Linked DNA regions of Homo sapiens: region 1 is linked to region 2. Evidence: read pairs that join two places in POLR2A ChIA-PET (ENCODE). Cell type or tissue: Caco-2. All regions are shown on one strand. Each heading gives the region's core, and the rest is flanking DNA. Links, peaks and the distances in the headings are about the cores only. Region 1 holds the start of LOC124906027 (a long non-coding RNA gene). Region 2 overlaps LOC124906027 (a long non-coding RNA gene).

Region 1 (8,352 bases), core at 63-8,062, 78 kb after region 2:
CAGCAATAAAAACATAATCTAATTTAAAATTATGCAGAAGCAGCAGACATTTCACTAAGAAGTATAAACAGATGACAACATGAAAAGATGTTCAACATCATTAGCCTCAGGGAATGCAAATCAATAGCCAAATGAGATATCACTATGTACATATCAGCATGACTAAATTAAAAATTAACAAATAAACAAAATATGATAACACCAAATGCTGATGAAGATGTAGGGGAACTGCATTACTCACATTTGCTAATGGAAATACAAAATCACATAGGCACTCTAGAAAAGAGTATGTCAGTTTCTTACAAACTAAGCATGCGCTTACCACACAACCCAGAACTGTACTCCTTCACATTTGTATCAGAGACAGAAAAACTGATGTTTACACAAAAAACTGTATATAACTAATGCCCATAGTCACTTTATTCATAATAGCTCCAAAATGGAAGCAACTCAAATGTCCACCAGGTAAATGGTTAAACAAAATGTGGTACAATCACACCACAGAATACACACTAATTAGCAATAAGAAGAAACAGACCAACTTGTGTATAAAGATAATTCTACTGAGTAAAAATCTCCAATCATAAGGTTAGATATACCTGTTCGATTTATAGAACATTTTTGAAGTTACAAAATTAGAGAGAAAAGGAAGAGATATGATATTTCCAGGGATTATGAACTGGAGAAGGAAATGATGGAAGGAAGATGGATGTTTCTGTAAAAGTATAGCAGGAAAGATCCCTGAAATGAAACTATCTGTTCTGTATCTTGACTGTGGTTGTCACGTGAATCTTCACATCCGATAAAATTGAATAGAAATAAATATATGCACATACAGATATGTGCACACAAGCACATGAATTACACAAATCAGTGCTTGTAAAACTGTGGATTCTAAATAATGTTGGTGCCTTTTATCCATATTAATTTGCTGATTTCGCTATGCTTATGTAAAATATTACCACAGAAAAAACCCGGTGAAGGGTATGCAGAATCTTATTATTTATTACAACTCTACATGAACCTATGATTCTCTCAAAACATTTTTCTTGAGGCGGGCAAATCACCTGAGGTCAGGAGCTCGAGACTAGCCTGGCCAACATGGCGAAACCCTGTCTTTACTAAAAATACAAAAATTAGCCTGGCGTGGTGGTGCACACCTGTAGTCTCACCTATTTGGGAGACTAAGGTGGGAGAATCGCTTGAACCCAGGAAGCAGAGGTTTCAGTGAGCTGAGATGGTGCCACTGCACTCCAGCCTGGGCAACAGAGCAAGATTCTGTCTCAATTAAAAAAAAAAATTCTAAAATAAGGCAAAATAAGATGAATGAGACTAATTCACTTTTAAAAACATTAACTGGTAAATTATTTTTAAAATTTTAACTTGCAAGGGAATTCTACCTTCCATCCCAGGTTGGAAGAAGCATTACTCCCATCTTCACAGCCATGAAGACCTAGACAAAGAGCTGGATTAAATTCAAATTATGACTTTTTTTTAATCTAACAAAAAGAAGCTGAGGTACCATAACAACCAGCAACCCAAAACCTAAGGAGGTGTCTGCATGGGGAGAGAGAAGAGAGGATGTGCACATCTGGAGTAAATGCAACCAGTTACGGGTATGAACAGTTAGAATATAGAATAATTGAAAAAAATGAGTGAAAATGGAGTGCAGGCTGATGCAGAAATATGAAATACCTAGGATGCAGGCAAACAAACAAACAAGCAAACAAACTGGGGCAATATGTAACCTCTTTTAGGTTGTTTTCCTCCATGAACTCCATTGGATGCTTACAGAAAATACTATTCAAAAAAAAAAAAAAAAGCTCTAAGTAGCAGGACAGACCTGGAAGACAAAAAGAACACACCTATGCAAAAGCAGCAAAAAATTTTGCCTGGATTTTCTTCACTATCCCCACCATGAAACAAAAGCCTCAATCTATAGGGGAAAACCTATAAGGACATTGGTGAAATCTCATTGAATAAGGGATAAAGGAACAAGAAAAAGAAATTTGTAGTCCTGTGGGAGAAACAGGATTACGCACTGACCCCGTATCTGCAGCCATAGAAGGGGCAGAGTTAAAGAAGTCCCTAAACACAAGAAAACAGTGCATGCCTAAGACAGAGGTTCAACCAGAACAACAGAGATCACAGCTTATTTCTTCCTACCACTAGGCTATCTAGCTTTTTGAAAAACAAGTAACAGTAGACTTCTACTGGGGGAAGTATAGGAGAAGCACAAGTACATTTGAGTATATTTATGTAATCTCTATTTTAATCCATTGATCTATCATTCTATCTCACACTGTCTGTTTTACTGCAGGTTTTTAGTAAGGCTTAAAATCCAGTATTGTGATTTCTCCAACTGTATTCTTCTTTCCAAAATTGTTCATCTTTTGGAGTTCCTTTACTTTTGCATATAAACTTTTGATTTACCATGTCAATATCAATGAAACCACCTACTGGGACCTTGATTAGACTAACTTTAAGTTCATAAACTGATTTGAGGAGAATAGACTTCTTTATTACGCTGAGACTTCGAAACTGGGAACCTGTTATGTCTCTGCATTTATTTAGGTCTTTGATTACTTTCATCAATATTGCATAGTTTTCAGCTGACAGATCTTGTACATTTTCTGTGAGATTTGTATTTCATATTTTCACAACTATTCTTGTTATATTTCAGAGCTATTCTAAATAATACTGACATTTTAGTTTCTAATTGCTTATTATGTCAAAATTATTATATGTGGAAATGCAATTGATTCCTGTATGCCAAACTTGTAACTTGTGATCTTATTATTCTCTTATTAGTTTTAGGACATTTTTTAGAAAAAAAAAAACACTGAAAGTTTATAATAGATAATCATGTCATGAGTGAAGAGAAATCATTGTGTTTTTTTTTTCAAATATATGTGCCATTCACTTTGGGTCCATCATGGCGGACGGCATGCAGAACTAGATTGAAGCTCTGACTCTGACAGACAGAGCAGTGTGCGGGGGTTCGCATAGTGTATTTTAGCTCCAGAACGATTACAGGAATAAATCAGGAATCCTAAGAGGACCTACAGACCCTCTAAGGAAGCAGACTGTTTCTGCAGGACCCGGAAGACACCACAAATACTGTGAGTGCCCAAACTGCGGAAGTGGGAAAGGGAGAGCTTTTGCCCTCCCCAACCATCCCAAACCAACACACACACCTCCTGGGTAAATAGAAGGTCTAGTTTGCAGGAGAAGATTCTGGCCTTACCTGGAGCTGAATCCATTTAGAGAGCCCAGCGAAATACAGGGGTAGAGGAAGCAGCGGGAAAGGCCCTGGGAGCTAGCTGGTCTCCAACCAGGCCATTCCTGCCTGGCATCACAGGAATTCTTCGGGAGGGCAGCCAGTGGTATGGGGAAAACGCCGCAGGTAAAAGCAAATCTCTAGCTGAACTTTGTAACAATTTGAACCAGCTGAAAAGCCTCCCTTTTGTTTAGCAGCTGGGAGGCGGGTAACCTGGGGCAAGTTCTCAGCTCTGCGCACTGCCTGCCTAGTGCTGTTAATGGCGGCAGGGTGGCTGGGTGAGGCCGGTGACTGCTGGCTTTCTCACACTTCCTGACAATCTGCATGACTCAGCAGAGGCAGCCATAATCCTCCTAGGTACACAACTCCATTGACCTAGGAACCTCCCCTCCAACCCCGAGAGCAGCTGCAGCAGGTCCTGCCCAAGGAGAGTGTGAGGTCGGCCACGCCTAGCCCCGCCTAGCCCCGCCCCCACCTGATGGTCCTTCCCTACCCACCCTGGTAACTGAACACAAAGGCCATATACTCTTGGGAATTCTAGGGCCCCACTCACTGCCGGTTCCTCTCCAGACTACCATAGCTGATGCTCTCTGGAAAGCGCCACCTCCAGGTAAGGAGGCCAACCAGCACAAAAATAGAGCATTAAACCACCAAAGCTAAGAACCCTCACAGAGTCCATCCCATTCCCCTGCCACCTCCACTGGAACAGGTACTGGTGTCCATGGCCGAGAGACCCACAGACAGTTCACATTACAGAACTCTTTGCAGACAACCCCCAGTACCAGTCCTGGAGCCTGGTAAACTTGCTGGGTCTTGGCTCTTAGGAAGCCACATCCATAGGAAAATTGGGAGAGTACTACGCCAAGGGAACACCCTGTGAGACAAAAGAATCTGAACAGCCTTCACCCCTTGACCTTCCCTCTGACAGAGCCTACCCAAATGAGAAGGAACAAGTAAACCAACTCTGATAATGACAAAACAAGGCTCTTTAACATCCACCCCCGCCCCAAATCACACTAACTCACCAGCAATGGATCCAAACCAAGAAGAAATCCCTGATTTACCTGCAGAAGAATTCAAGAGGTTAGTTATTAAGCTAATCAGGGAGGCACCAGAGAAAGGCGAAGCCCAGTGCAAGGAAATCTAAAAAACGAAACAAGAAGTGAAGGGAGAAATATTCAAGGAAATAGATAGCATAAAGAAAAAACAATGAAAACTTCAGGAAACATGGGATACACTTATAGAAGTGCAAAATGTTCTGTTAGGTCTTAGCAATAGAATTGAACAAGTAGAAGAGAGAAATTCAGAGCTCGAAGACAATGTCTTCAAATTAGCCCAATCCAACATCGACAAAGAAAAACGAATAAGAAAATATGAACAAAGCTTTCAAAGAGCCTGGGATTATGTTAAACAACCAAAACTAGGGACCTAAAGTGTTCCTGAGGAAGAAGAGAAATCTAAAATTTTGGAAAACATATTTGGGGAATAATCAAGGAAAACTTCCCCAGCCTTGCTAGAGACCTAGACATCCAAATACAAGAAGCACGAGGAACACCTTGGAAATTCATCTCAAATATATGTGCCATTTTACTTATTTTTCTTGCCTTATTATGCTGGCTAGGATTTCCAGTATAATGCTTAATATCAATGATGAGAGTAGACATTCATGGTTTTTTTTTTTTTTCTGATCTTAAGAGAAAACTTTCAGTACTTCATTATTAAATATGAGGTTAGGTAGGTTAAGTAAATTTTGTAAACATTCTATTATGTTCCAAGTTTACTGGCAGCTTTTAACATGAACAGATGTTAAATTTTCTCAAATGCTATTTCTCTATCAACTAATATAATCACATTTTTATTTGTTTTATACTGATGATATAATGTATTACATTGATATATTTTTTGAATATTGAACCAGTTATTATTGCTACAATAAAACCTACTTGGTTATGGTATAATATTCTTTTTATATATTGCTGTATTCAGTTTGCTAATATTTTTTGAGGATTTTCAGATCTATGTTCATGATGAAAATTTGTCTGTTTGTATGTTCATTTTCTTGTACTATCTTCCATCTGGTTTTGATATCACAGCTATTCTTGACTCAGAAATTGGAAAGGTCTTCTTCCTGTTCATTTTTTAACTTTTTTGGAGTTGACTTTTTTCTTTAAATGCTTGATATTACTTCCCAGTGACATGACTTGTGCATAAAATGTCCTTTCCCATACCATTTTAACCATTATTTTAAGTTTCTTAATAAGTTTACTTTTGAGTAAATTTTGATAGCTTTCTGGTATGATTTGAATGTTTTGTCCCTCTGTAACTCATGTTGAAACTTGATCTCTAATGTAACAGTATTAAGAGATGGGGCATTTAAGAAGTTGTGTCATGAGGATTCTACCCTCATAAATGGATTCATGTATTCATGGATTAATAGATTAATGGATAAGTGGATTAATGAGTTACCATGGGAGCAGGTCCATTATAACAACCAGTTTGGCTCTCAGTGCACCTCTCTCACCCTGTGATGCCCTGTGTCAGGTAATGATGCAGCACCAGGCCCTCACCAGAAGCTGACCAGATGTGGCTGCCCAATCTTGGACTTCTCAGCCTCCAGAACTCTAAGAAACATTTTCTTTATAAATTAATTAGTCTTAGGAATTCAGTGATAGCAACAGAAGGGACGAAGACACTTTTCCCTTTCATGAAGTTGGTCCATGTCATCTGAGTTGTAAATATTTTTGTTCATAGAGTTTTCTTCCAGCATCTTCTTATTAATTTTTTAACCTTTGCATGGTCTGTAGTAGTATTCACTGTTTTATTTCTAATATTGACAAAAATGTATGTCTTCTGTCATTTTATTCTTTATCAGACTAGTTAGAAGTTTATCAATTTTGTCATTTTTCCCATTAACCATCTTTTTGTAGTTTTATTCATTTTGTGTGTGTGTTCTGCTATTAATTTCATTGCTCTCTGCTCCTATTTTTATTTCTTTTCTTCTGATTTCTTTAGAATTACTGTTTTTAATTTTTCAAGTTTCCTTAGAAAAGCTTTGATTTTAGGTTTGAGACTTTCTTGTTTTCTAATATTAGCATTTATTCCAATAAACTTCCTTCTAAGCACTGCTTTTGATAATGTTGTATTTTAAATTTTATTCAGTTCAAAATATTGTCTAATATCTATTGAGATTTCCTATTTAAGCTTTTAAATAACTTTGAAATATATTTTTAGATTTCCAAATATTTGCAGATTTTCCAGATTTAATTTGCAGATTAAATCTGCAGATCCAGATTTGCAGATTTAATTTCATTATGATCAAGGAACATACTTGTGTGCTTTCAATTGTTTTACATAAGGTTTCATTATCTTTTACAAGATGATGATTAATACTAATGAATGATTTCATACCAACTTGAAAATAATGTCTATTCTACTGTCATTTGGTAGTGTCCTATAAATGCCAATTATATCCATTCGGTTTATGATACTGCTTAGCTATTCTATCTTCTTGAGGATTTTAAAATTTATTATTGTGTTGATAATTTAGAGAAGCATTTCAAACCTCCAACTACAGTTGTGGATTATACATTTCTACTCTGAGATTTCAAATACATGTGAAATATATATTTATATTTTCATGTATGTCAAATATATTTTTAAATATTTTCAAATTTTCTGGATTTCTTATTTTGTTTATTAATGTTTTCCTATTTTAACTTCTGTACCTTTAAATTTTAGTGTCTAATGAATAAGTCCACACCTACTATTATTCTTTCCTTTGTTTTATTCATTGAAACTTTAATTTTTTTCTAGATTGACATTGATATCCCTTTGTGATAGCACCCCCCCAAAAAATTGTATTGTATTTGATTGCCGTTGTATTCATTGCATAATTTTAATGCTAACAAATTGGATAAATTTTTCAGAAAGTGGGCAGATTGACATTTCTGGCAGAACCCTAGGAGCAGAAAAAAAATCTGAAAAACAAATAAGGTAACACCACCTATATTTTTATATGTTGCTTTTAGTGTCATGTGTGACTTAGTCTCATTTCCGGACAGGGAATTTATGAACTCTGTGTATGGGGGTAGACAGAGTAAGGCCGATAGTAAAGATTTTCTAGCATTCCAAAAATAATCCTGCATTTATCCTGATAAAAAATCCAGAAAAAGATCCTACCAGAAAAGAAAACTCCAGGCCAATATCCCTGATGAATACAGGTTCCAAATTTCTCAACAAAATACTAATAAACTGAATGTTACAGCATGTTAAAAGAATCATACGCCATGATGAAATGGGATTAATTTCTAAGATATACAAGGATGGTTCAACATAAAGATCAATCAATATAATACATCACATTTAACAGAACAAAGGAACAAAGAGAAAATTACATAATCACCTCAATAGATGCACAAAAAGCATTTCACAAAATTCAACCCTGTTCCTGATGATAAAAAGAAAGAAACACTCAACAAACTAGGAATAAAAGGAAATGCAAATTGAAACCACAGTGATATAATCACCTCAAACCTGTTAGGATGGCTACTATGAAAAAACAAAGGATAAATATTGTCAAGGATGTGAGGAAATTAAACCCCCTGTGTAGTTAGTGATAATGTAAAATTGAGCAGCTACTATGGAAAACAGTATGGAGGTTTCTCAAAAAATTAAAAATATAATTACCATGTGATCCAGCAATTCCATTTCTGGGTATTTATCCAAAATAATTGAAATCAGGCTCTCAAAGAAATATTTGCACTCCTACATTCATAGCAGCATTACTCAGAAATGCCAAGTGGTAGAAACACCTAAATGTCCTTTGAGAGATGAATGAATAAAGAAAATGTGATTTATATAGACAATGAGATATTATTCAAATGTAAAAAGAAGGAAATCATGTCATATGACACAACTGTATTACCCTTGAGGACATAACGTTAAGTGAAGTAAGCTAGTTAATAAAGGACAAATACTGCATGATCCCATTTATATGAGGTCAGACTACTATAAAGTAGTCAGACTCTTGAAACAGAAAGTACAATGGTGGTTGTCAGGATGGCAAAGTTTAG
Region 2 (8,352 bases), core at 207-8,206:
TTCTATGAGGCCCAAACAGAAAAAAATCTTAATTAAAAGAGAAAAAATATAGAGAAACATTATAGAGTCTAATGTTGAACTACTAGGAGTTCTAGAAAGAACAGAGAAAACAAAGTAGAAATGATTTCTTTAGAAATAAGAGAAATAATACAAGGAAATTTACTTAGATGATGAGAGAAACAAATATTTACAAAAAAGAATAGCTCTGGAAGAATAAAACACCAAGCTTAAAAAGAAGATAATAAAAACATTTAAAGAATGAAGTCTAGATCCTTGAAGCATCACCATACTATCTTCCACAATGGTTGAAGTAATTTACCTTCCCACAAACAGTTTAAAAATGTTCCTATTCTCCACAGCCTCACCAGCATCTATTGTTTCTTGACTTTTGATAATCACCATTCTGACTGGCATAAGATGGTATCTCATTGGGTTTTTATTTGCATTTCTCTAATGATCACTGATGTCAAGCTGTTTTAAATACATTTGTTGGCTGCGTAAATATCTCCTTTTTTTTTATTATACTTTAAGTTCTGGGATACATGTGCAGAACGTGCAGGTTTGTTACATAGGTATACACTTGCGATGGTGGTTTGCTGCACCCATCAACCCGTCATCTACATTAGGTATTTCTCCTAATGTCTTCTTTTGAGAAGTGCCTGTTTATATCTTTTGCCCACTTCTTGATGGGGTTGTTTTTTTTCTTGTAAATTTGTTTAAGTTCCTTGTAAATTCTGGATATTAGACCTTAGTCAGATGGGTAGATTGCAAAAATTTTCTCCCATTCTGTAGGTTGCCTGTTCACTCTGATCATAGTTTCTTTTGCTGTGCAGAAGCTCTTTAGTTAGAGATACAATTCGACCCAGAAATCCCATTACTGTGCAATACCCAAAGGAATATAAATCATTCTACTAAAAAGACACATGCACATGTATGTTTATTGCAGCACTATTTGCAATAGCGCAGTCATGGAACTAACCCAAATGTCTGTAAATGATAGACTAGATAAAGAAAATATGGTACATACACATCATGAAATACAATGCAGCCATAAAAAAGGAATAAGATCATGTCCTTTGAAGGGACATGGATGAAGCTGGAAGCCATCATCCTCAGCAAACTAATGCAGGAAGAGAAAACCAAACACTGCATGTTTTCACTCATAAGTGGGAGTTGAACAATGAGAACACATGGACACAGGGAGGGGAATAACACATACTAGGGCCTGTTGTAGGGTGGAGGGTGATGGGAGGGATCTTAGAAGATGGGTAAATAGGTGCAGCAAACCACCATGGCACATGTATACCTATGTAACAAACCTGGATGTTCTGCACATGTATCCTGGAACTTAAAGTTAAAAAAAAAAAAGGCTCTAAAAACACACAAAAAAGAATGAAGTGAAAAAGTCAAATGAAAGAAGAATCTAATTGATATCAGTCTTTTCATTATTAATGTTGGATTTAAAAAGAAAGGGTGAGACTTTCAAGTTTCTGAATGAGAGAAAGACCTTTTTTTAGCTTTTTAGCAGGAAAGGCACTCCAGAAAATGGAAATGGATGTTTAACAATGTAAATATAAGTGAAGAAAGTGTTCTCAAGAAAGATCAGCAAACTAGTGCTGACATTTTACAAATTTCTAAATTATGTGAGATTTTATTGCAGAGAGAAAATAATTTTAGAGCTATTACAAAGTTTTCCTACCATAATATAATTTTAGTGTCCTAATTAACATTTTGAGGATATGCTCATAAGTGGGACTTTGGAGAACTTTCACGTATTGCCTGAAAATAAAAACTATCCTTCTCTTTTTTTCTCCTCAGATAATACCATATCTAGGCTATACATTGACGAGTAAGATAATTTTGGGTCTGTATTATATTAAGTATTGATTCTCAAGCATAACTTTGGTTTGATGATGATGCTATGGTATAAGGTTGTATAGAATGTTAACTTCTGAGGTATTCATGTTCATTGCTAAGGATTTGCTTGTGTTTTCTAAATTAAGGGTTGTGAGGTGACAAATGTGACTTTTCTAGGCATTACTATGATATTCTAGAACTTTGGAACGTCATGATGCAGAAGATAATCTGGTTCAGAGAAAAAAATACAATAAAGAAATTTTATCAGTTTTCTTTGAAGAAAGACCCCTATAAAGATCTCTTCCTGGAAATAAAATGGTAAAGAGACAGATAAAGAAACAGACAAAAAGGAAGAACAAGAGGACAAGGGAAGCTGTTTTGCTTTTTTATAATATAAAGCATAATAGCTCTTTGAGAAAATAAATGGCAGATTTATTTTCAGGAAAGAAATATTTTCTGTGGAATCAGCATGCTTGCTTTGAAAGGATGATAAAAAACTTGAAAAAAAAGTCAGTGATATTGTAGTGTGCGCACATATAGCACAGTAAGTTAGTGTTCATTCTAAACTAGCAAGGTGGGAAATTGAAAAAAGAATGAAGCAGTTGGTGTACTGATCTACTGTACAGTGTGGCTTTGGATTAAAATGAATTGAGGTAATAATCAACCCTGGTATCTTTCAGATTTCTGATGGAAAAATCAAAGAGTCTCCAAAATGGCCTTGAGAGACTGCATTTTCCATTTTATTGACTCCAAGTGGATGTATGGGAAGTTGACCCATGAAATCATTGGTAGACCAAGAGATTACCAAAATATATTAGGTAAACTCTGACCCTGGGTAACAAACATATTGTTTTATTAAAAAAAAAAAAGAATTGAAACACATATATTCTACTCTCCCATGTTCACCTTCAGGAAAAACCTGAACTGTCTAATCTCTCCTCAGTGCTGTATCTCAGTGATGTCACATAAACCAGTGGCTAAGTGGGGGTAGAATTTATGTATTCTGTATTCCAGGTTGATCTCAAATTCTTTCTAGATCAAATATATAGGTTACAAAGACTTTCCTTATCTAGTACTAACACTACTAATTGGTAAATCTAACCTCATTAAGAATTAGCCAGAGTAAGACTTTTCCCCCTTTCCAACCACGAAGCTTTCGTTGGGGATAAGTCATTCAAGGTCTAAAGAAACCTGCCCCATTTAAATTATTTCTCATATACCCTCACTGTCATTCCTTTCCCTCTTCAGCTTGACATTGTTATTGGAATTGTGCTAAGGTCCCATTTCCTTACCTCCCACATTGTTGTATACATTACAGGAAGTATCCTCTAGTCTTGTCTCAACTGTTACATGTCCTGCTAAAATTATTTCAAGGATAGAGTGTAAATGTCACCTTTCCCTAGTTTCCAGGCTCTAATTTTTGATAGTGAGACCTTTAATATTTTTGTTTTGTTTTTTATCATAACTTGAATAGCAAAGCAATCTTTAAAATTAAACTCACTATTGGCCAACACTGGAATATTCTAAAGCAATGTGAGAGTAACTTCCAAAGCTGAGAACTGAGGGATTTTTCCAACACAGTCTTCAGTTTTAGGAGTTATTCTAAATCCCTCACCTGAAATGAGAATATTCCTTATTCTGCTATTAAGTAGAATTTAGGCAAATTTAGAAAATTTTTTCTGGGCCTCCATTTTCTCATCAATAAAATAAATGTGCTCAGCTAGGTAATTTGCAAGGATACTTACAACTCTAATATAATATGTCTATATTGAAATGTCCCGTATCTGTTCAATGGAATAAGCCATAAGAATGGCTCATTGTCAAATAGCCTGAGAAACACAGAATTTTCCTACTCATCCTGGAAGTTCAAATTGTACTTTAGAATAGAAAAACTTTGAGAATTACAAAAGAAATCTGCCTTTCTTTAACTTCTTGATTCCTGGAACTATTTAAGTATATGTAATGTACACTAACATGAACAGAACACATTTTAGAAAGCATAAATCCTTAGATTGCAATTGAAAAATCTTCTCTGCCTATTTCTTACACCTTGACTCTCACACACACAAAAGCTAATGTGCATTTTTATTGAATTTAAGAATTGTCTTGAAAATGAGTTAATTATTACTTTCAATGGTCATAATTAGGCAGCACATGCCATAAATGAAATGGAGAATAATGTTACTTTGTCTCTCCAGGTAGCAGTGGTTTATCAGAGACTTCAACAAAAAGCAAAAATAATAGATAAAAGTATGACTAGAGTGGACTTTGGTAGAAATAGAAATTTGACTGTTTATATTGCTTACATTTATCTGCATAGTCACACTAACATTATTAAGTTTATAATTATTCACGATTATGTGTAATACACATATTTATTTGTATTACAAATTACAATTACACAACAAGTGTAAGAATACAAGATCCAATTTCTAATTCACTGTTCTTAAAAGCAATATAGGTTTCTAATTCAACCGATCTTCTGTAAACCAGAGTCTGGGTTGAAGATTACTATCAAGAAACAGTTATACTTTGCAAAATATTCATACCTTTGCTGGCAGACTTAATTCCTCATCTGATAACACATTAGGGGCTGACCTTGGTCCCATTGAAAGTAGTACTTATGATAAATGATAAAATTAGACTGAATTCACAGTTACTGGGAAATACTGGAAGACGTGAAACCAAGATATCTACATATGACATATGTCTCACCATGCATAATCATGAAAGTCATTTTTTAAACTATAACAAACAGCGTAGTTTGCAAATTCCTCAGGACCTCATTTTGAATATCTGCCTACCATTTTAGACTAGTCCTCTCAACATATAATACAGAAATAACTTTCTGTGATATGAATCATAAGAAAAGAGAAAGTTCTTCAAAAATGAGAAATTTCTCACCTTTTACTTTGTAAAATAATAAGTGTGCAGATTCAACTACCTATGATTTGGATATCCTGGAGGAATTTTCACCAAAAATATCTAGGTTTGCACTGCATGCAAGAAAAATGTTAACAGAACCTCCATTTGGGGGATGAAATGAATTGTTAGAAGACAACACTGTAAGATTTTTTAAGAAGGCATATAGTATAGATAAAGGATATTGCATGTCCTCATAATAATCAATGGGGGTCTCTCTCCTACAAGTAGTTCTGTATCTCCCACTCCCAATATTTCAATACTCTGAATCTCACAGCTATTAAGGGAAGCGGGACAATGCTCTCCGTGGTAGGATTTCTCACTATTTTGAAGGAGTAGGGACTTGAAATAAAACGTTGATTCATAGAAAATAAAATAATGTGATATTTTCTTTCACACCCACATTTGTAAGTTAAAAAACATTCTTGTCAAAGGCTTTCCTCCCCTTTTTACTCAACATTCTTTTATATGTAATCTATAAATAGGTTATTACAAACTTTTTGAGTATATTAGGGTTGATGATATTTATCTCTTCGTCATCACTTGCCAAGCAATGATGGACAACAATGAACATCATCTTGGCAGCGGATATTTGAAACTGAGTCGAGTAACTTGAAAAACTTGAAGAAAGCTTCTTTTGATGAGGGTACATAGCGTTATGGTATATAGCGGGGGAGTTTTTGGTGTAAGTATGCATATATAGAAAGAAGCGTGTAGGAATGTTTGGCAGTCATAAGAATAATGTGGTATATATAAAATATTTGTCAAGCAATCTGCAACACTTGGGTCTGATGTGACTCATTCCCTTTCACTATCATAATTTTAAGGAGCTGTCAAGCATACAGAGATGCCTGCTACTGCCACCACATGGAGAATAGTTAGCTCAACCTGGCCAGCTGGAATACTTGAATCCACTCCACTGATAATTATTTCAAAGATGGGCAAAAAAAAAAAAAAAAAAAAAAGCATGACCAGAGTTTTACTTGTAATTTTCCACAGAATATCCCAAGATATTCTCTTGAGAATATCTCATCTCATTCCCAAGGAGCTTGGGTATCTCATCTTTTGAAAATATCTTTATTTTTTACTGTGAGAGATAAAAAGCTAGTGATAACTATATTCCTTATGAAGAAGAGTCTTTCTGAGAATGAATTTGATGTACTATGGGAGGAAAAATCAAGAGATAAGAGAAAGAGCCAGAGGAAATGAATCTTTGAGGTCCATATTCAGTTGTATTAGTGTACCTTTTGCCTTTAAAATGGCATAGTCAGATAAATGCCCCTTTTCCTTTTTTTGTTTATTTGAAAACTGATTTGAGTTGGCTTTTTATCACTTGAAATCTAAGATACACATTAATATTGAACTCAGAATCATTAAGTATCTTCCACATATTAACCCAACATAAAATTGAAGTTAGGTTTAAATGCAGGATAGCTTGCTCCTTTTTTACCTACCAGTAATTTAAAAGCCTTTCAAATAAAGGGAAGTTGAGATTATACATTTAAAAATAACACATGATAACAATTTGGTCTGAGAATTATTGAGCTCGATTTTGACTGGAATGTTTGCAATTATGTCATTAAATAGTTTATCAATTATCTAATACATGTAATGATATTTAATTAATTACCTGTTTACTAATCTTCCTAATAAGAATGATGGTCATGTTCTTACTATCATAGTTGATCAAAACAGTTAATCCTTGTGAAAATAATTTTCAAAGCTATACAACATCATATTTACAAAAAATTTATTATTTACCTATTTAAAAAAAATTATTATTTGAGATATTATTGGTGAAACTGATACATTTTCTTATTTAAAAAAAAAATTTTAAGCCTATTTTTCTACTGGAAGTTCCTTTCAGTAACTACGTTGTCAAGGCATTTCATTGCTATCAGAACAACAGAAAATATGGAGGTTCTCTATAATCATGTCATACAATAAAGCATTAGTTTAATTACCTGACAATTTGAGCTGATATTTGAAATGAATTTTTAATACTCTCTGAGTACATTAATTTATATTTTGAATTATGATTTTGCATATTATCCAAGTGTATGAATCCTTTAACTCTCATTATCTTTGACTAACTATGGAAAGAGTTCTAATTGTAATGCAAATCATTCTTGTTTTTGTGTATATGTGTGTTTGCCTGGAAGAAATTATGATTTAATTTGCTTTTAATTAGAAAAGTAATTTCAGCACAAAGCTTCAGAAAACAGAGGGAAGTAGAAATGAAACCTCTTGATCCTCTAGGATGCCTTAAGGAAAAATGGAGACATAGCTTATCTCCTTTGTGTGTGTTCATTTCAAAACATAAACAACGTTGTCCCACGTTACATTTTAGAAAATACAACTGCACCTACAAGTTAATAAGCTTGATTATTTTATTATATATTAAATCATAAAATATAAATATGCATGTGGTATTCATCATGGAGAGTCATATGAAAACGTGTGTGTGTGTGTGTGTGTGTGTGTGTGTGTATTTAACTTTCTTCTAACTATTCTAAATCTTATTTTTTTGTTTCACCTTAAATGAACTGGCTATATATGCTCTCATTCCTTCAATATTAAGTGTTTAAATATTTTCTGAACTTTTACAACATTCAGATATTGGCTTAATATTATGTGAACTGGAGAAACATCTGCCAAACAATGTTTCACAAACTACTAGTTATGAAAAATTATTATTGTTGATACTCCCAAGCTCTATGAAACTTTGGGACATCCTCTGTTAATCAAAATCTTCACCATGCTAATGTGTTTAAATATCATTTGAGTTAAAAGTGTGCCCAAAAATAATTTGAAAGCAACCACAAGAAAATTCAATTTATCTTTAAAATCTCAAGGTTTGTTCTTAGCACAATTTGTTTTTGTATATAATATGAGACAACAATATTTTCTTTGAATTCAATATGAAAAGAAAGACTTTGAAATCAGTAGAAGCTCCATGCTAACTCAGAATTGTTCAATAAGTTTATGCAAGATGACCAGGAGAAAGGTAGAAGCGAGGTCTAAACAGTTTAGCAAACTATCGAAAGGACAAAAAACCAAACACCGCATGTTGTCAATTATAGGTGGGAACTGAACAATGAGAACACATGGACACAGGAAGGAGAACATCACACACCAGGGCCTGTTGTGGGGTGGGGGGATGGAGGAGGGATAACATTAGGAGATATACCTAATGTTAAATGAAAGGTTAATGGGTGCAGCACACCAACATGGCACATGCATACATATGTAACAAACCTGCACGTTGTGCACATGTACCCTAAAACTTAAAGTATAATAATTAAAAAAAAAACAACAACATTAAGCATTAAACTAAAAAAAAAAAAAAAAAAAAAGAGTTTCTCATTATTAGTGTAATAAGCTCTCCAAGGCACAGGTGGAGATCTTCTAGAGCCAGAGTCCCAGCATCCCCATGTTCGCCCTTGTGTGTTCTCTCCTTGCCATTCCTTGATCATGCAGTCAGGGAAGTAGTTTCTTAGAGGGGCCATCAAGAGACATGAGTGAGGAAACAGAAGAAATGGAAGAATGACACAATCAACTGCAACAAGGAAT

Evidence for each region. Peaks named below come from ENCODE experiments on the same cell type or tissue, not always from the same donor. Only the 100,000 strongest peaks of a DNase experiment are listed, where the experiment ranks them.
Region 1: POLR2A ChIA-PET joins it to region 2 with 12 read pairs; 3 of 35 experiments call an interaction of 5 or more read pairs at or near these places.

The regions. Positions count from the first base shown.
Region 1 is chr2:78,538,325-78,546,676 of GRCh38, forward strand. It overlaps LOC124906027 (a long non-coding RNA gene), which reads right to left and starts at 3,566. Exons shown (of 3, transcript XR_007087117.1): 1 at 3,248-3,566. It overlaps LOC105374820 (a long non-coding RNA gene), which reads left to right and starts at 7,207. Exons shown (of 4, transcript NR_136312.1): 1 at 7,207-7,273. In Caco-2, for the core only: a CTCF peak has its summit at 3,893 (motif pointing left); a DNase peak (open chromatin) is centred at 3,777; H3K4me3 peaks cover 2,202 bases.
Region 2 is chr2:78,460,302-78,468,653 of GRCh38, forward strand. The region is part of intron 2 of LOC124906027 (a long non-coding RNA gene); the gene reads right to left. Among named protein-coding and RNA genes, the nearest start is that of SNAR-H, 510 kb to the left of the region's middle. In Caco-2, for the core only: no CTCF peak of the experiment used is centred there; no DNase peak of the experiment used is centred there.